5 separate regions of the Mus musculus genome follow, and all the other regions are linked to region 5. The links are chromatin loops, found by intact Hi-C in ENCODE. Cell type or tissue: heart. All regions are shown on one strand.

The links. Hi-C counts contacts between places; a loop is a spot of excess contacts. Peaks named below come from ENCODE experiments on the same cell type or tissue, not always from the same donor. Only the 100,000 strongest peaks of a DNase experiment are listed, where the experiment ranks them.
Region 1: it touches region 5 in a loop (9-fold over the local background); 26 of 42 quality-filtered maps call a loop at or near these places.
Region 2: a loop joins it to region 5, with 5 times the contacts of the local background. A loop is called at or near these places in 7 of 42 quality-filtered maps.
Region 3: a loop joins it to region 5, with 5 times the contacts of the local background. A loop is called at or near these places in 30 of 42 quality-filtered maps.
Region 4: it touches region 5 in a loop (4-fold over the local background); 2 of 42 quality-filtered maps call a loop at or near these places.

Annotation. Positions count from the first base shown.
Region 1 is chr6:97,249,570-97,253,569 of GRCm38, reverse strand. It overlaps Lmod3 (leiomodin 3 (fetal)), which reads left to right and starts at 813. Exons shown (of 3, transcript NM_001081157.2): 1 at 813-1,292. The coding sequence starts at 999. It overlaps Gm32191 (a long non-coding RNA gene), which reads right to left and starts at 666. Exons shown (of 4, transcript XR_869294.2): 1 at 460-666. In heart, a CTCF peak has its summit at 2,404 (motif pointing left); DNase peaks (open chromatin) are centred at 639 and 2,389; H3K4me3 peaks cover 2,258 bases; H3K27ac peaks cover 2,293 bases.
Region 2 is chr6:97,619,193-97,623,192 of GRCm38, reverse strand. It overlaps Gm32247 (a long non-coding RNA gene), which reads right to left. Exons shown (of 4, transcript XR_003956339.1): 3 at 3,634-3,838. Among named protein-coding and RNA genes, the nearest start is that of Gm32247, 4.7 kb to the right of the region's middle. In heart, no CTCF peak of the experiment used is centred here; no DNase peak of the experiment used is centred here.
Region 3 is chr6:97,523,884-97,527,883 of GRCm38, reverse strand. The region is part of intron 1 of Gm46970 (a long non-coding RNA gene); the gene reads right to left. It also overlaps a transcript of Frmd4b not described here. Among named protein-coding and RNA genes, the nearest start is that of Gm25852, 22 kb to the left of the region's middle. In heart, no CTCF peak of the experiment used is centred here; a DNase peak (open chromatin) is centred at 1,674.
Region 4 is chr6:97,147,873-97,151,872 of GRCm38, reverse strand. It overlaps Eogt (EGF domain-specific O-linked N-acetylglucosamine (GlcNAc) transferase), which reads left to right and starts at 2,987. Exons shown (of 18, transcript NM_175313.5): 1 at 2,987-3,041; 2 at 3,615-3,996. In heart, CTCF peaks have their summits at 1,526 (motif pointing left) and 2,920; DNase peaks (open chromatin) are centred at 2,892 and 3,992; H3K4me3 peaks cover 1,718 bases; H3K27ac peaks cover 1,724 bases.
Region 5 is chr6:97,738,696-97,742,695 of GRCm38, reverse strand. No RefSeq gene overlaps it. Among named protein-coding and RNA genes, the nearest start is that of Gm24565, 10 kb to the right of the region's middle. In heart, a CTCF peak has its summit at 2,354 (motif pointing right); no DNase peak of the experiment used is centred here; H3K4me3 peaks cover 242 bases; H3K27ac peaks cover 165 bases.

The DNA.
Region 1 (4,000 bases), 490 kb after region 5:
ATACAATTGTGCTTTCACCTTGGTGGGAGTGTATCTGAGGTATATACCTCAAAAGGTAGGGTTGTTGGATCAACATAAATGTATGTTAGCAATTTGAAAAAAATTAGTGTCCCTCCCCCACAGTTTACAAAGAAACTCTTTTCATGTCCCTTTTCTCCCAGTATTTCAACAGTATGATTACAAACATTCTCTTCAGAGCCATCTTAATTTAGCTAGGTTTGATAAACACTTACTAAAGACATAAATGGTTTTAAACCCCTTACATGGCCCCTCTCCCTTACATGGAAATTCAGGGCCTTGTTATCCCCATCTGTCAGGTCACAGGATCTAGGTGCAGATAAGAGCAGCTTGCACCGGTTCACTTACACAGGGGTGAATACCATAGCAAGACCTGAGCTGTTCCCTTCAGAGGCACGGCTTCCAGAGCCTGCTGGAAAGATCAGGCAAAGCCCAGCTCACCGGCCACCTTCAGGGGACGACGCTTCTATTCCAGGAGAAACTGCATTTGCTGGCTGGATTTTCATTCTGATGTTTTGTGAGTTGTTTAGATAAGCAGCAGCAGGCTCCCCGGGAGATCTAGAGCATGGGGTGTGGGCTCCCTGGGGTGGGAGGGCTTTAGAAAAGAATGCGTTTATTCCTGCAGAGATTCCATAGCCCGGCTACTCGCTGTCTAGCCCAGCAGCTGTACTGAAATGTCAGATGGATTTGTCCAGATGACTCAAGTTGCCAAAAAGGGACTCATGTAGTAGTTCCACAACTTGACTCTGCCCAGAAAACCTTGCTTAATATAGATCCCACATGAGCTGAGCTATAGTCACTCCCAGCAGCTCAACCAACACCATTGAGTGAGAAAATCTCTCAAGGGTGGGTTGGCCTAAGATATTTGTTAATTAGAAGACACTGAGGTGTTTGCATACTGATTCCTTCTTTAAAATATATCATATTGGATTATTTCTTCTTTTCTGGTGATCTAGAAACAGATAGAAAAAAAGTAAACTATGTCGGGGCACAGCAGGAATTCGGAGCAAGAAGACACCCTTAGTGAGGAGCTCGATGAAGACGAACTCCTAGCCAACTTATCCCCTGAAGAGCTGAAGGAACTGCAGTCAGAGATGGAAGTCATGGCCCCTGACCCCCACCTTCCTGTGGGGATGATCCAAAAGGATCAAACAGACAAGGCACCCACAGGAAACTTCAACCATAAGTCTCTCGTTGATTACATGTATTTGCAAAAGGCGTCTAGACGCATGCTGGAAGATGAACGAGTTCCTGTCAGTTTTGTGCAGTCTGAGGTAACCAGGGATCTGTGTGGGACACAAATGGCTGCCGGGACTGGGCTGGCAGGGTAGTGTTTTGCAATTGTGATTTCTCAAGACTGAATGAAATGTGTGATTCTGTTTTGGATTTTGGCACACCTAAATTAAATTATAATATTAAGTTCTAGCCCAGGCTGTAACTTTCTGAAAAAATAGTATAATTGCAAGGTAGTGGGGAGAAGGTGATAACCTCTTGTCAGTGTTTCTCTTTCAACATTGGCACCAGGGTCTCTGTGTGGAGTTGGTGGTCTGTAGCCATGAATGACATGTAATGGTTTAACACAGAAACAGCTCTTCTGTCTTTTTTTTTTTTTTTTTGGCTTCTCCTTTTGAGAAGCTTGTCCAAATTCTACTCCACATTTCTCCAGACTACTTATGCACATACGATATTTTACATATAATGTCAAAGATTCCCCACTTCTGAAGAAATCTGGCCATACACTAAGCCAAACCCAAGACTGAAAACGTGGGCACACTGTATGTGCATTGGGCATCAGTGATGACACCTGAAAATTGATGTCTAAGAAGGAATCTTCAAGAGAGTCCTCTCTTGAGATACTTATCTAAAAACTAGAGCTGGCATGAGTTTTGTATAAAGCACAGTTAAAATTTAATTACATTTTTTTATTATTAGGTGTGTGTGTGTGTGTGTGTGTGTGTGTGTAAGTGTGTGAGTGTGTGTGTAGGTCAAGCGAGGTGGCAGGTACCTTTACCTGATAAGCCGTCTTGATGGTTCTAAAGGACAAATTTTAATGTTGCACTTAAAAATGATTGAGAAGAAAGAAGACAGATTTCTTATGTATGGTTTCTTTGGGGCCACCTGCTAGACACAGGTGCATGTTGTCACATTGGTGTGATAGAAGACAGTAGTGAGCATTAAGCAGAAACTGAAGTCCAGGAAATAAATTTCAGGCTTGATCAGACCAGAGCTTATCGTGTCCTTTGCAGACCTCTTACAATTGCACTTCTGTGAGTTCGAAGACAATTCCATACAAAGACCAGTTTTAGGAGGACTACAGACAAAAACCAATGCTTTTGTTTCCTCGTGTGCATTAAACAGCTTGATAATTGGCTCCCCCTGCTGGAGCAGATGAGACATGGGGTGTTTTAGGAGGTAGTTTAAGGACAATGTTGTCAACTGTCATGTATCACCAGCGTTGAGTTCTTGCTCAGAACACTGCATGTCAGACTTCTCCACCAGCTTTGGGAATTACAGCCGCAAGATGCACAGACGCACACAAAGTGGAGAAGGATTCAGGAGAAGCTAGTGGACTCTGATCTGAAGCCTGCCTTTTCCCTTCCCAGACACTGCAGAGTTGTAAATCTCACCCTAATCCTGTTCCATTTCAAGGCTGGCTCTTTCCTCAATGCGCTTTGCTTCAGAGACTAGTGAGTAATGAAGGTGGTTTCCCCAGAGCTAGGATTCAAACCAAGGTTTTAAAAACACACTCCAGGTTATCAGAGTAGTCTCCTTCCCCTGCACCATGTCACAGTCTCAGAGCCTCAGGAAATGCAACATCATGCGTGTCTCCGAGAGCAGTGGATACTTTAGGAAGGGTAGAAGGAATATTTTCTTTTTGAGATAAGGGTTTCTCTCTGTAGCCCTGGCTGTCTTGGAACTCACTCTGTAGACAAGTCTGGCCTCAAATTCACAGAGATCCACCTGCCTCTGCCTCCCAGGGCTGGAATGAAAGGCGTGTCCCACCAGAGCTCGGCAGGAAGCTATTTTCTAACAGAGCTCTGTGGAGTAGAAACACTCCCTTTCAAATACACATGGAACAAAGGCTTTGCTACAGGGATCTAAAAATCTGTATCAGTTCCAAATATGTTTTAACAATCATCTTTTAAAATATCGAATCTGTGGGTTGGGGATTTAGCTCAGTGGTAGAGCGCTGCTTGCCTAGCAAGCACAAGGCCCTGGGTTCGGTCCTCAGCTCTTGGAAAAATAAATAAATAAATAAGTAAATAAATAAATAAAATAGCATCTGAAAACAAAATTAACTAACTTTTATTTGAATGTACTTGGTCTTGTGTATCCTCAGGGACTCCATCCTTGAATTCAACGAATTGTGAACTGAAAACACTAAAAAAGGTTTATTTGTTTATTTATTTATTTGCCATGTGGACTGGATATATACAGACACTTTTTTCTTTTTTAAAATAAAACAGTCCCTGTTTGCATCATGTATAGCAGCTATTAGGGTGTCTAGAAACAGGGTAAAATGTCTCATATGGGCAGGCGGGGTGTAGGATAGAAATGTGCATACACATATATATGTATGTACGGGCACAACCCCAAGCGTGTGTCTGCAAAAGTTCCTCCTAACTTGGTTGGTTTTGCTCACCGTGGGATCCTCTGTAGCAGCAACACAAGGCAAATGTAAAACCAAAGGCTGCACAATGCAGGTAGCAGGCACGCGGCAGACGTTCAGTTCCTCCAGGGGTTACCTTCCTGACTCAGAAAAACAAAAACAAGGCTTTGATAATAATTATAGAAGTGTTTTCCTGTACATATATAAATTTGTACGTGTACATATATGGAATAACATTACACATACGGTTTATTAGATTGAGTTAGTTCACTTAAAATGGTTTTCATTAAAGTTTTTGTTTGGTTTGGTTTGGTTTTGAGACAGGGTCTCTCTATGTAGCTCTGGGTAGTAGAGACACATTATTTAGACCAT
Region 2 (4,000 bases), 120 kb after region 5:
AGTGCTAGGGAATTTAATGATGCTTAAGCCACTAAATTTCAATTAAATAAACGTTCAGGTGGTTGGGTATGGTTAACAACCCTGTGCTATGTATGTCAACATGGCTGTAAAGGAAGATTTTTAAATGTTCTCATTACAGAAAATAGAACTATTTGGATATGCTCATTTCTACGACTTGATCATCATATATCATGTTCATTATGAAAACATAATTTTGTAACCCTAAATATGTACAGTGATCACTTGTCAATTAAAAGTAACACTTTTAAAACATCCCCTTTTAGAACTAATAGAATGGTGTCAAATAGTAGCCTGGGTCTGGAATCTTCTCTCCAAATAGACTCCAGCACACCTACCAATCAACACGCTTAGGTTAAAATCTCCAAATAGTGACCATTAGTGAAAAATAAAGCAAAGCAACCACACAAAATCCTACCACGCAGGTCAGAACTAATGCTAGCCTCCCTTGACATGGGTCCTGTCAAGACCATCTCAGAGTTGCTCCTCCTCTGTAGTTCCGTAGCTTTGGGATCAGATAACATGGTGGCAGAACAGTAAAGGAATAGTTATTCATGTCCTGTGGAGTGCCCTCGCCCTTTGGAGGGAGAGATGCTGCTGCCTGTGTTCTCTGATGTAGCATTTCAGCCGATCTCTGCTCCACTCTCAGTCTAGCCCATAACGTGCTGGATTTCTGCTTTGGCTGCTCTCCAAGGCGTTTCAACCAGTTTAAGTGCCAAAGGAACATTATTAAAAAGCATTTTCACATGTGAAGGGCATAGTGATAGGCCCTTAAAAGGCAGTTATATATGCATTTCTGTGAAGTTTGCATTCAGTTATTTTGCTTGCATAATTTGGAAGCAAGAGAGAGGAGCAGCCACATGGCATTTTCACAGCTAAGCTGCTGCAATAGCTTTGCATTCGATTGAACATTATGAAATTGCCAGTATTGACCCTGAAAAGCAATTTCCTATCATTTAGTGTAACATCTACCCTGCTTTAAACAGCACTATTTAAGCTTTCAAATTCTGTTTTAATTTCAGGGCACCATAGTTCATGCACTTAAGACACTAATTTTGCTTATTCATATCACATCTCATACTCAAAAATTAGAAATAATATTTTAATGCTATATTTGAGCATAAAATGCAATAGCCTCAGAGGCCTTATTGGAAAGAGAGGATTTGGATTCATCTTGCTGTATGTGAAAAGGCCCTGGGGTTAACAGAAAGATGAAGCCATTATGAGAGTAAACATCTCCCATAGAAGCAGCAAGGAGCAAAAGACACATTTGGTGTCTTTGGGATGGGGAGTTTGTGTAGCACTTAAGTGGAAATGTATGACATCATGGCATTCTTTAAGAAGGGACAACATGGTCTGTAGTATAGCTTTGGATGGCCATGATCCTCATCAGCAGTTACTGCTAATAAAAGAATATTATAGAAATAAAACACAGCAACTGCCCTTGAACCAGAGTAACTCCAAGAACAGTTTCTAATATGTCCAATATCACTAGGTTCTATTTTAGTTTTGAGACAGGATTTCATATTATACCTCAGGCTGTCCTGGAACTTTCTCCCTAGCTCAGGGTGATCTAGAATGGATATTTCTTGAGGGATAAGATTACAGTTGTATACTACAAAGCCTGACTCAATATTTGTTTATTTTTTTAAAGATTTATTTATTTATTATATGTAAGTACACTGTAGTTGTCTTCAGACACACCAGAAGAGGGCATCAGATCCCATTACAGATGGTTGTGAGCCACCATGTGGTTGCTGGGAATTGAACTCAGGACCTCCTGAAGAGCAGTCAGTGCTCTTAATCATTGCGCCATCTCTCCAGCCCCCTCAATATTTGATTTTTAAAGAACTCCCCCCCAAACCAGTGGAGAGTTGCCTAAGCTAATAACAGAAGTGCCTCAAATAGTGAGGTCCACAGGCATAGTACCCAGATGGGGTCACCATGCTGAGTCACTCAGACCTAGAAGCCAACCAAAATTGATTTAACAGCTAACTCACTTCGGGCACATCCCATCTCCTCCCTGGTTCTGTGTCCTCCTCTGTCTTCACGTCTAGAATGGAAACTGTAGGACTGAATTCTTCCTAGGGTTGGTAATTAAATGACCTGCCTTACATGCAGGGAACCCAAGTGTGGCTATTCTAATTACACATAAATGAACGCTTGCTCACTTGCAAGCCTCTAGCTATGGAACATGTGTGCTTTTATCCCAAATTTCAGTGATCAGCAGGAAATCTTTGGAAAGTACAAACCTGCTAAAATTAAAATCTTGCTGCAGGGATGATGTGACCTTCTTTTAACCTTGTCTTTCAAATTTTGCATAAAGCAAACAAAAAAAATCAAAGAAGCCTAATTGGTATGGGTAAATAATGCGTGGCACATTAATAAAATACTTGATTTATGTATGTGCCTTGCATATATATCTTTGAAGTATGAAGTATAAAGGTTAAAGATTCTTATTCAGAGTAGCGATCTCATGGTACTTTTCCATTCCCACCATGCTTACTTTGCTGTATTGTCAAAAAAAAAAAAATCTCTAAATGAGAGGCTGGAGAGATAGCTCAGCAGTTAAAAGCACTGTCTCCTTTCCCAGAGGATCTGTGTTCATTCCCAGTACCCACAGGATAGCTCACAACTGTCTGTAACTCCAGTTCCAGGGCAGCCAATGCCCTCTTCTGGCCTCTGGGAGCACCAGGCACAAAAGTGGTAAGTAGGTATATGTGCAAAGAAAATACCAATACACATAATTTCTTTTTTTAAAATTCAACAAGCATGTATCTACCATTAATCAAAATAAATGAATACTTTTAAAGTGTTCTAATTTGGATATTTATAGTACATATCTTTGTTAACGCAGTAGCTCGATTTCATGACATACATACCAAAATACCAAAACACTCCTTTATGCTAAAAAAAAAAGACAAAAAACAAACAAACAAACAAAAACCTCCCAAATGGTAAAATAGGGCTGGAAACAGACAGAAATTTTTAACATAACCTTCCATCAAAACTATTCCTTTTTGTGTAATAGAGCTGTGAGCGGGGCCTTAATTTTTTTTTTTAAAAACCTGGAAATTCTGTATTTTTGGTTCCTGATGTTCATGGCTGTCATTTTGACCATAGATATTTGCCTCATATCTATTAAATTACAGCTTCCTGCAGAACACATATTTTATTCGATTCATTGCAGTGTTTTGTTTTTTTCACACTGCCCAGCATGGAGTTACCTATTTACTGGTTTGACAAAGACTACAAGAGGTGTTGATCATTTTTTTTTTGAAACTCAAATAAATAATATTTTCACTGTCTAGATGTTGTCTCATTGGGCTTATCTTACAATCATATTTAGACACAGGTTTACATATATATATTTGTGTTTTAAAAACAAATACCATCCTCCTATCAATGGCTTTGCTCCTCTTCCATTCTTCCCCCTCTTTATGACAGCATCTCCTAGAGAATTGATTGGCCCAAAAAAAAAAAAAAAAAAAAAAAAAAAGAGTCTCTTTTTTGAAACAAGACCTGTGCATGCATATTCATTATCTTTCTTCACTCTTGACCAAACACCTATAGAAACAACTTGAGGGAGCAAAGATGAACTTGAACTTGACTCACAGTTTCAGAGAGTCTGGTCTGGCATGGTGGGAAAAGCATGGAGAAAGCCATAGCAGCATTCATTGCAACGTCATATCGCCACGGACCAGGAGGCAGAAAACTGGGGAACTTATCCAGACTCTTGTCTTCAAAGGCTCACCGCTAGTACTTTCACCAGCCAAGTCCCACCTTCCAAAAGGTCTCCTGGTTTACAAAGTATCCCCACCTAGAAGGAAACAAAAGTCTCAAAAACTTTCGCTTATGGGGAGATATTTTTACCTGGGTGATTGCATTGAACAGGCGTTTTGTATCGAGGTTTGCAATTTTACAGGTGGGTACCACCTCTTCCCAGGGTCCTGTTCCCAAGCTGGTCAGCTGATCTCTCGGG
Region 3 (4,000 bases), 210 kb after region 5:
TTTTTTTAAATCTGATCTCCCCAACACTGCCCCTTTCAACACTAATGTCCTCTTGTTCTTTTTAAATAACTCGCTGAGTCCAACTACTGCCGTCCATATGTGCACAGGCGTGGGGCCATCCACCAGTGCCCTGGTTCTGAGCCTTCCGAATGCTTTAATACAGTGCTTCATGGCACGGTGACCTTCAAACATAAAATTTTGGTGGCAACTTCATAACTACAATGCTGCTAGTCTTATGAATTGTAATGTAAATATCTCTGTTTTCTGATGGTCTTTGGCGACCCCTCAAAGCAGTCATGAGCCACAGATTGAGAACTGCCTCACTAAGAGACAGTCAACCTTCCAGAGGCTACGCCCCTGAAGGAAATGGACTCTTCCTTCCCCGGCAGCCAGCACCTGCAGGAAGCTCCTCGTCTAGGACTGGGTATCAGGAGCCTGTCCTCACTTCATGCCTGGAATTTTGACTGGCTTGTAACCCTGACTCATAGTCTTTCTGTCCCCTTTTCCACCATTCTTCCCCTTTGCCTTGGGGAAGGGGTAGCCTTGGGGTAGGGTAAGATTAATAGAAACAGACTATTCGGGGCTTGAACCCTGAACAACCACTTAATTCTCAGCTCTCTGACCAGCTGTGGATGGGATATCGCAGGGAAGTCTAAATGCCCACTGGGTTTGATATCCAAACTCTTCTCACAGAATCGATATTAAGGACTGTGGGTAGCTCCATATCAGGAGTCACTGGGAGAAAGGCAGAGCTGGTCTTCAGGAGGGAAGTGGCTCTGTAGCTGCCAACCACCTGGCCACTGTGCTTCACTAACCCTGACTCGGAAGCAGGAAGCAGGAAGCAGGAAGCATCGTAGGCTACGTGAACCCTTCATTCAGGTGTTCCTACTTCTAGGCTTTATCTGGAGAACTAGAAGGAAGGCCCGGAAGGAATTCGGCTTTCAGCAGCACAGCTTCTAACCTGAGGCCGACAAGCACTTTGTTTCAAGCTGGAAGAAGAGTCTTTAACATTTCATTTAATTTGATTACTAATTAACATAGTTTTAAAATTTAGCGTTCTCCTTAACTACAGTCATGATGGCAAACAACGGAAGGCTGCTTACCAAAAACCACAGGTTTGCAGCGGCTTTGGCAGGGAGCTTGGTAGAGGAAAGCTACATCTCCCTGAAGTCTCCGTACTGAAGGGAAAGCAGGAATGCACAGGCTTTCCTTCCTCCAAGGATCTGTATGTTACATAGTGGGAAGAGAGCTTAAGAAAGAGCAATCGTAGCTATGTTCAAGCAAACTGGAGTGTTAAAGGGAATTTAAATTACTTTAATTGCAAGAACTTTCAGACATTTAGAAAACGTGGGTGAATTGCCAAAAAAAGAGGATAGAATGTATACATATTACATAATGTAAACTTTTTCTTAGTTATTTTATCCCTAGACCCTTCTTTCATGAAATCCTGAGTCGGGTTAGCCACACTTTCTAACAGGCTTTTTGAAGACTTTTAAATAGGAATTCTCTAGGTCCACCACTAGGGGTCAGTCGTGCCGCACCCAGCGCTACCCTGGTCCTTTCCTATCCTGACCAAACATTCACCAAGTGCCCTCTACACACCTGAGGCTGGCTGGTGTTTTCAAGTATACATTACTAACGTTCAAGGAATGCATAAAAAGAGGTTTAGGAGCCCTCGAAACCGCCTCACTTTCAGACCCACCCCCAACCCCGGCCTTGAATCTGAACCCTGAGGGGTTCTCAGCCATATTTCTCCTAGGGACAAGGCCTTTCTGTCATTGCAGGCTCCAGGAGCACCTCGTGGACCTCACAGGTGGCCACTGAGGAGAAATTCCTCAGACACGGCTAGAACTGCACTACCTTCTCTGGTTTGAGCTTCTGCTTGCCTGTCAGGCCTGGTTGGCCACTCTGAGGAAACTTCTGAGAACCATGGTCAGAGTCCCAGGCCTGACTAGAACTGATATGCCTAAAGTGAGGCAGCCACCCTCCCTTTCCATGCCAGGACAGACATCATCAATCTCCCACAGCATCCCTTGGTCACAGAACTCAAAATGGTCTCAGGATCCCTTCCTGATTCAGGCAGACATTACTAATCAAAAGGCTATTAGTTAACATGACTGGGAAATTTCGCCTTGAAGGTTATCATGTAAGTTTCTTCCATGTTTTGAACCTTCTCTGGTGATTTGATTTAATTTCTCTAACCTTCTACGGGGACCACACATGCATGAGCAGAGAGAGAGAGAGAGAGAGAGAGAGAACATGGGTCATATATGGTGGCACTGACAAGTAAACCCACCCCTGGGGAGCCTGAGGTGGGAGGCCCTGGAATTCAAGGACATGTCTCAAGAAACTGGTGTTTTGTTTTTTTCTGACCCGCAGTAAAATGTATGTCTCGATAGCCCCAGCTATTTTTACTACAGCTTCCCCATGATGCCCGACTCAGGTACCACACATAATTGAAACAGGGCTGCTGCTGCATCCCTGGTCACAGGTCCAAACCTGGGTCACCCTGTGGCTTACCTTCTGGATTCCTGATACTGTCATATGACACATATCTCATTTTAATTATCAAGTCCATGGTACTAGCAGATTCTGTGAATGAAGTGCTGAAAAAACCGTGTGTGTGTGTGTGTGTGTGTGTGTGTGTGTGTGTGTGTGTGTGTGGTGTGCTTCCAGCAAAATCTATGTCAGGTATGAGAAGCAGCTGCGATGGTGGACTTTTAGCCTCTCTAGCATCTGACAGCCCTGTTTCTATTGAATGCTGAGCACATCCTTAGTATTTCAGAATCAGAGGCACGATGGCACAGTTACTAGACATGGCTTCTGAGGTGAAGTGGGGCCCCGCTTCTTGCCTTAATTGGAATTAGAGTCTCTGGTGACTTACTCTTAACACCCATCTCCTATGGCTCATTTGTGTGGCCACTGCTGCCACTGCAAAGATTGTGTGGGGCTGGGAATTTGATAGTATAATTACCAGACATTTATAGTACCCGTAGGTGCTACAGTGAAAGATGAAGACAAAGGCAGCCATGTACACTCGAGTCCCAAGAATTCAGCTGTGAGATCTGACAGCTCGGCCCCAGGACCAGAATTTAATTTACAAATGGAGCATTAAGGAGTGAACTTTCCCCCCATGGCCAGTGCGCTGAGCTGGGGGCAGAGCATGCTTCCAGAACTGGCTTCAGGACATGGTCACCCGTCACTTAGGACGATGAGGAAATAATGAGCGGCCACGTTCCACCTCGCTGTTCATTCTCTAGAAGATTCCCTGTGAAATTCCACCCCATCCACATCCTTACGACAGCTGAAGAGATTGGTCTTTGTCAAGGAGCTTGTCAGAAGTGCTTGTGGGGCGAGGGGGATTTCTAGTGTCAGGAGGAGGGGACACGGCACATTGGATATTGGGAAGAAAGCATGATGCAAATATTACAATGAGCGATGAAACTTGCCGGTGAGAGAGCTCTGTGAAGGCTGAGAAGTAGTGGGTGTCTTAAGGAGCAATAACACACCTCCCTCTCCCGGAATGCCTAAGGCCATCTTCCACATCAAAGATGGGAGTTAGGAGGTCCAAAGGGAAGGATAAAAAAGCCGTTGCTTTCCAAGCCCCTCACTGAGAGATAAAGTCAGCACAATTTGTGGTTCAGGATTATACACACATTCTTTCAGCTTTACCTCAAGACAGCAGCTTCGGAAATTAACTCAGGGTTCCTCAGCAAATCTTAGATGTGCCTTTTCCAGTTGAAGGAAGCCACTTCAACTCCAACTAGGAACATTCACATGGGGACTCAAGGTAATTGACAGATATATCGGTTCTTGTGTCTTCCTGGGATCATTTGATTTATGACGGGGGTGGGGGAGTACCTCATTTGTTCAGTGTTCGTTTTTTATTAGCAGTGAAATCAAGGAGTTTCTCCTTACATATAGTTTCTTTTTTGTATATCTTATGAAAATCACCCGTTCCCATCCCTAGCATAACTAAGAAAGAAAAAAATTAATCTGG
Region 4 (4,000 bases), 590 kb after region 5:
TGTTGAGACTTGCAGGAAAATTGAGAAGTGCAGAATATGTGTATGACTTCCTGAGTGTTTCTTCCCTCACAATGCCAGCTATTTCATCCTAGCTACTTCACTTTGGCTTGTCATACAATGCTAGGATTGTCACTAACAGTTCAGTTGCTGAGCACAGCCTAGGTTGTTTTTTAATTCTCCCCATCTTTGAAGGTCTTCTAAGGAGACACAAAGTATGTTTTGAAGTTGTTTGAGTAGTTCCTTTGTGCTCACATGCATCAACTGGAAAACATTTAGGTCCATTTCAGCTTTCAAGGATTGCTGCATATTTTTTAAATTTTGTTTTATAATGTAACTGTCTGCATCATTCAAGATCCCTTTTCCTCTTATACCAGCAGTCCTTCTGTTTAGTAAACATTTTAAATATTACTTCATCTGTGAAGTGTGTGTAAGTGTATATGTAGATGTGGTGTGTTGTTTGGGAGGTATGTGTTGTGTCTATGTGTGTTTTATTGTGTGTCCATGTTTGGTGTGTATATTTGTGCCTGTGTGTGTAGATGTGTACCCCTCAGGTAAGTGATAGCATCATTTTCCACCTAGTAATGTGCAGTGTACAAAGACACCATTAGTTACTTTCTGTACGGGCACAGTTCTACATTTGGTTGGTTCTCTGTAGCAAGCCCATTCAGTCATCTCTGTAGTCCATGCACTAACTCTTTGAACTGAGGAAAAAGTCAGTTATAATGTTGTTATTTCAGAGGTTTGTTTCAGAGACTGAAAGCTAACAGAGCTAACTCATTCACTCAATTTTCTGTTGGTGGGATTTGAGTCTATATCAGTATCAATTTATGCCAGGTGGCTTGCCTTTAATCCCAGCAGGCAGATCTTTGAGTTTGAGACCTTCTTGGTCTACAGAGTGAGTTCCAGGACAGTCAGGCTACACAGAGAAGTCCTGTCTTAAAAGATCATTTTGAAGAGTCAGAATTTAAATTTTTTATAATGATATATTTTGAGGAAATTGGAAATAGCTATTACAGTAATACAGAACTCAGTCTCATTTTAAAATTCCATTTCTTGCTTCCTATGAGTCTCAATAACTCCTTAATATATGTTAGTACCTGAAAGAGCCCCATGTAGATAGCATGCCAGTGTGATTAGTTTATTTTTGCCATTAGGTTAATCTGTGTTTAGCAAACATTTCACCTACTTCATGTACTTGGTTTTAACTGTATATCATTGCACCTCAAGCTCCTTTTAAAGTTGATTCAAAATAGCCATAATTACATGTTTTGCTGTAATGGGAAGCTGCATTTCCTGAAAAACAACGAAACCGGTAGAGTACCAACTAAGCTGAAACAAACAGTCTCCTAAAGTTGTGCTGTGGTCACGTCACACAAGCGCCCTGGTTCCATCGCCTTTGCCAGGCTTACTAGTGTGGTTAGTGGCTGAGTTAAGAGCACTGGTACTCTTTCAGAGGACTGAGTTCAAGTCCTAGTACACACATAGCAGCTAATAACTGTAACTCCGGTTCCAGAGATCTGATGCCCTCTTCTGGCCGTGTGTGCATACACGCACAAAATACCTATACATAAAAATTTTAAAATGCATTTTAAAAACTACTGTAATGTTCTTTTGTTCTTTAATGTGTGTTTGGCACATGTAAATGACATGCTAACACAATACATACTGAACAGGATATATATTAAACAAATTATATACATATTAAACACATACACATATAAAACACAGCTGGTCTGGAACTTGCGACATAGATCAGGCTGGCCTCAAACTTACAGAGATCCATTTGCCTTTGCCTTCCAAGTGCTAGCTAGGATTAAAGAAAGGCCTTCCCTAAAGTGCCCAGCCCATGTGTATGTTGTATGTTACTGGGGATTGAACCTGGGGTCGTGCACATGTTAGGATAGCACTCATCTCCGTGGTCACTAAGTTGTCTGGGTGTCTTGAACTTCCTTTTATTTTTTATTTTTTTTAAATTTTTTCCATGACTCAGCCTGTGGAGTAGCTGGAACAGCAGGCCTGTACCACCAGTTCTGGTTTCAGTTCTCATAGTAGCTTCTTAAAATTTATAAGACATGTAAGCCTTGTGAACTGAATGCATCTGAGCATGTTTATTTTGACACCATTAATATAAGCTGGGTCCTTTTTTTCATTTATTAGTATTGTATAGGAAGGTGTGAGTATCCAGGAGGTCAGAGAACGAGGTCAGGGAGTGGGTTCTCCCCTTTCGTGGTAGGATCCTAGGATTCAACGTGGGTCGTCAGGCTTGCTCCCACAAGCGCTTTGAAAACTCTAAGCCACCTGTCAGCCCTTGAACCCTTTAATCATAATTTAATGGCTGTCTCCCCCATGCTCCAGAAGGCATGCTGGAACTGCAAGGTGTCAAGAATGGAAGAGAATGGGAGATATGCATACACGTAATCATCACCTAAACAAGCAGTTAGAAATCATCATGAAATAGCAAAAACGTAAAAATTAAACAAGAGTAGCCATTGGACTTGGACACTTCATGGACAGGTACAATTCCCTGGAATCTACAGTATTTTCACTACCCACCAGAGAGTGTCCCACTACATCCAGTCTCATTTGAAAATCAGGGCAGCAACTTCTGCTCAGAATGGGAAAGCAATAAAATTACAACCCTGAGTGATATGTAAACAGTCCCGTAGTCTGCCTGCCTACTCTCTGGTGCTGGAGACCTGCCAAGCGCCTGGAGGAGCAGCCAGGGACTTGCACCCCGGTGTCCCACGTCCCGGAGGGGATGTAGGCGGGTGTCCCCAGTGGATCAGGCTGTGGGTCACAGGGTGTCCGTAACCTTGGCTGATGGGTGTCCAAGAGTGCCTTCCAGACTCTGGTCGCTGGGTGTGGTCAAGGCATTCCGGTCCGCCCTTGAGCCCCGGGCCAAGGTGTCGCGGCAGCTCCCGGGCGCCCCCTGGCCCGGCTTGGGCGCCGGAGGTTTCCGGTTCGCGGCTGCCGGCGGTGACGTCTCGTTACTCCCAAGCTGCCGCCACTGCCGCCGCCGCCGCTCCCTAGTCAAGCTGCAGGTGGGCCCCGCGCCTTCCCCGCCTGTTCCTGGCCGGCGCCTGCACCCCCGTGGGCCCGCAGCCTGACTCTGGGACTCTGATCCCAGCCCGCGGCCTTCAGCTGGTTACCAGGAGTTGATCGGTGGCTGTAGGCTAGGGAGATGCCCAGCCAGGCCTGCCCTGTTGCCTCGATCCCCATGCTGGGGCGGAGTGGCTTCTCCAGGCACACCTGGGAGCCGAGCGTCTCCTAAGACAGCTGCTTCCCCAAGCACCCGGGGCAGGGTTGGCTGCTGCCGGGCGCGAGGGGCTGACTCCGCTACACAGGGGAGGGGTTGACGTTCCGCAGACAACCGGAGGATCGCCACAGCAGGATTGCCACTTCGGCGCCTCAGGCAGCCGAGCTCTGTCTGAGCTCTGTCTGCTTGCCTACCTTGGGACTTGATAGTCTTTGAGTCCCAGATGCACTTCATCTGTCCGCTGCTGGCTCTGTTGCCCAGCAATGCCCTAAGCCATTCATGTGGTAGTCCTAGTAACCCCAGCTCTCATGGTTTACGGCGTTCAGATTTTTACCTTTTTTTCCTCTTCTCTTTTTAGGTCCGTGAAAATCCAATCAAGCCACACACGAGTGGAGCGCGATTGACCGTTTTGTGCAAAAAGACGCGGTAGCCTAACCTACTAAAGCTTTCATCCCTGCCAAGTCTTGCCAGAGAACTCAACTCCGGGAAGGCTTTCTGCCAGGCCCTGAAGTTGTACTTTCATGCACCACAGGGAACCATCACCCAGCATATGCAAGTGGGTACATGCCCTCCCTTGCAAAAGCCAACTTTCTGATCTGCTCCTTTAGATTTTCCCCACGGCCAAGGGTTACTTTTTTCCATGAATGGTCAAGTTTTGTTAACCGGCAGAACGCATTGCAGAGCTGTGGATTTGGATACCCGAAATTTAGGACCTAGTGCTCCAAGCCGCGACCTAGAAGGTTA
Region 5 (4,000 bases):
ATACTACATAATCAAAAATTAGAACTTTCAGCAGATCTTTAATTCTCTAAGATCATATCTTAAGATCATCCAAGAAAAATTTACAGCGAAGACTTTCAGATTCCGTAGCCTGTGGCCTTTTCCCTCTTTATCACGTACTTTACTAAATACAATGATTTAAAATTAGACAGCAGCTAATGTTTAATTAGTTTAGGATTGGGACTGAGGGCCAGTTGGTAAATGTTTGCCTAGCATGCAAACTGGATTCAATTCCCAGGACTGCACAAACTAAGTGTAATGTCTCCTGGCTATAATCCCAGTATTTAGGAGGTAGAAGCAGGAGGATCCAAAATTCCAACTCATCTTCAGCTCTATGAGTTCAAGGTCAGCCTGGACTATATAAGACCCTATCTCAAGAAGCAAACAAACAGTGAAGGTGTACATTTTTATTTAAAAAAATTTATTAGTATATATCACTTATGCCCAATAATGGATTTTGCTGTGCATTTTAAAAATATGTATTTGACTATATTCCCCCTATTTTGAATTTCTTTTTAGTTACATTATTTTTCCAGTTAAATAAATGAATAGGAAGGAGTGCTTACACACTTCCCTCAGCCTTATGGGCGTTCCTCAGCTCTCTGTTACTTTACTGAAGATGTGCCCTCTAAACTCTGGGCTACAAGTCCTTGACTGACATAGAAGCATTTTATTCTGTTGGTAGTGAAGGGCTGTTGGTAAAACCTTGATGGACTCGAAGGTCACAGCCCACTTCCCCCCAGGCAAATGAAGCACTGTGGTTTCCATAACAGGCAAGAACATTAGCAGGGTAATTACAGGAGCTACTGGAGACCAGCTAAGAAAGAGGTTGCCAGCCTCTAGGTGGACCACAACGATCACATTCCCAGATCCAGATCATAGTCACCATCTTGTTTTGCTAATAGTTTTGCCCTCTCTTCTAATCCTTTCACAGAAATTAACCTATGTGGGAATCAGGCACTCGGCACCTGCAACTTTGCCTACCTTCATTCAACCCCACAACCATGCAGTGCCCCCCTTCAGATCTTTAACAGCGTGCACGTGTGTGTACGTGTGTGTTCGTGTCCCGGCCAGAGGGCAGTCCTGGGTACCATCCTCAGAAACGTCCCCTCCCAACTCCTTTAGGTTAGTGTCTTTATTAGCACAGCTCCCGGACCTTGACAGTTAGGCCGGAATGTCTGGCGGCTGAGCCCCTCATCGACTGTCTCTGCCTCCTTTGTGTTGAGGTCACAAGCTTGCCCCACCACGTGGAGCAATTTTATGTGGGTTCTGGGGAAAGAACTCAGGTCTTCATGTTTATGAAAAGAACACTTCACTGACAGAGCCATCTTCCCAGTTACCACTCGAAAATTCCCACGAAAGCTTAGGGGTGCTTTGGAGACAAAAACATATATAGCCACGTGAGACATACAACCATATATTATCAGGGAGCTCACAGAAGCAATCTTTGTCTCTGTGTTAAGAGGCTGATCATGGAGCCAGCACTCCCACCACTCTCACGGAGGAGCTGGGCACGATGGAACTCACACTACTGAGCCACAGCGCCTGAGGCCAAGTCATTCCTCCAGAGGCCAGTGTAACTCAGAGAACACTGATGGAGAAAGCTGCCCTGAGGACAATTAACTCCAGGCGTGGTAGCGCACACAATGCTAGCGAAGCCTTGTTAATCAAGAGAAACCAAGAGAACTTGCTTTCCAACTCAGGAACGACGGGAAAGCGGTAGTTCAGAGAACGCACATGACTCTTGGCTCTTCCTGAAGAAGAGCCTGAAGATCCTTTCTCACCGTCCCAGGTTCTGATCTTCTGTCTGCACTTCCATAGGAATGACCTTCAAAGTTTCCTGTTTAATGAATGAATGTCCACAAAGGCGGGAGCTGCTACCGACAGTGTCTGAATCACCAGGCTCTGCATTCAGCAACACTTCCCGTGCTGAACAGCCTCGGCTCCGGTCTCACTTGTCAGCTTTTATTAAGTCCACATGGCGTGAAGAGCCAGCGCTGTGAGGGGCACTTGACCAAGAAAATTAAAGTAATTTAGCCCTCATCTAGTAAACCGTCGGTAGGGCAGGCCTCCAGGCTGTTAGATTTTGCTAATTTAATCTCATGAAGATGGGTAAATGATAGGGATAATTTTTTAATGGAAAACTAGAAAAATTAAAAATATGAAAATGGTATTTTTGCATTACAGAAAGTACATTCAACATTTTTGGTAGATTTGATTTTATTTAGAACTAAATAGTATTCAAATGTAATGCTAATTTCAATTCCTGTAATTTTTACAGGAGTTTTAATAACTGGAATTTGGAGCAACGAATTAGTTGCGCTGAGAATGAAGTTGCACTTTGGAAAGTATGCCAGCAGGTGGCAGTGTCTGACAAAGGGTTTTTTAACTTTTTGCCTTTTCCCTTCCCCCGCAGCAAATTCAAGTCAAAAAAATAATTAGGCATCGCTTATTTCTTATTACTACAGAAGCAGCTGGTTCAATCCTTTGGAAAAGAAAAATAAAATGATTATCTTCAACTGATTCTCTAAATATCCCAAATTGATTTCAATAAGTCAGTATTATTTTTTGGCAATATAGATTAATTTGTACAGATGAGAATAGTTTTATTCGTGTGTGTGTGTGTGTGTGTGTGTGTGTGTCTTTTATCACTCTTTCTCTTTATTTTTTGAGTCAGAGCCTTTCACTGAACTAGAGTGACTTGGTTGGGCTAGCTGAGCAGCGAGTCCCAGGCATCCTGCTGTATTGTCTCCCCCAGAGCTGACTCGGCTGGCAGGGCACACACTGTTGCTTTTTTATTGTGTGCTTGGAATTGAACTCAGGTCCTCCTTGTTTTATGGCAGTCACTTTACAGCATAGCCAGCTGACCAACCCTAAGAACAGCTTTTTTTCTTTTTAAAGCTGATTGAACAGAGGCATTCTCTCAATTCTTTTACAGGCACGAATCTTCAATAACATCCCCAATCGATTTTGTTATTATTTCAATTCAATTGACTTGTGTGCCAAACAAAAATTGGAGTGTTTCTGCCACAAATCTCCTTAATCTTTCCTTTAAGAACTAACAAACAGATAAAAATAAAATTAAAAACTGAGGTGAGATGCACCTGCCTGCAATCTCCTTACCAAGGAGGCAGAGGCAGGAGCATGACTGCAAATTCAAGGCCAGCCTGGTCTACATAGAGAGTCCCAGACCAGCCAGGACTACACACTGAGACCATGCCTAAAGGTAACATTTTCTCTTCTTTATTAAAAGGTAACATTTTCTCTTCTTTATTAAAAGGTAACATTTTCTCTTCTTTATTAAAAAGAAAAACAAGAGAAGGTAAAGATGTTAGTGGTTAAGAGAGAATTCAGAATCCTCACTCTGTTTATTCTGGTTGGAATCCCAGCTGTGTTTTCTTTGAATATTAAACTGTTTTGACATTTTTTTTTTCATACTGTCTTCTGTCTTTATTATTTAGATCAACCATATCTCAGGAGCTGTGCCTATGTATAATGTTGCATATCCAATGTACATGCATGTCATAAAACGATGCCATTTCACTCAGCAACCATATCAGGCAGAGAGTAAGGAGGAGTAGGAAATCGAGGACTCTGCCTCCCCAGACCTGGCACCCTGCCTGAGGACATGGGGATAAATGTGCCACAAGTTTCTGAAAAGACTCAGATGACCTCTGCTGCAGAGCAAGGACAGCAAGGTGAGGAAGATGCAGAGTACAGAGGTCTAGAAAGGCACTGTGGCCTTATTAACCCTTGAGGGACTCGTGGCTCATGGATCTGCAGGCTCATTCGAGGCTGGGCAGCAGCAAATGAAACTGTGGAGACAGTGAGAAGAGCTGGGTGATGGAGTCATTGCAGTGGGACTCAGAGTTGGCCTGTTGTATGGGAAAGGATGAACGGATGGGGAAGCAGAGAGATCTTCTGGGCCGAGAAAGCATGAACAAAGACTTAAAACTCATTTCAGGACATGGGGAGTCACTGG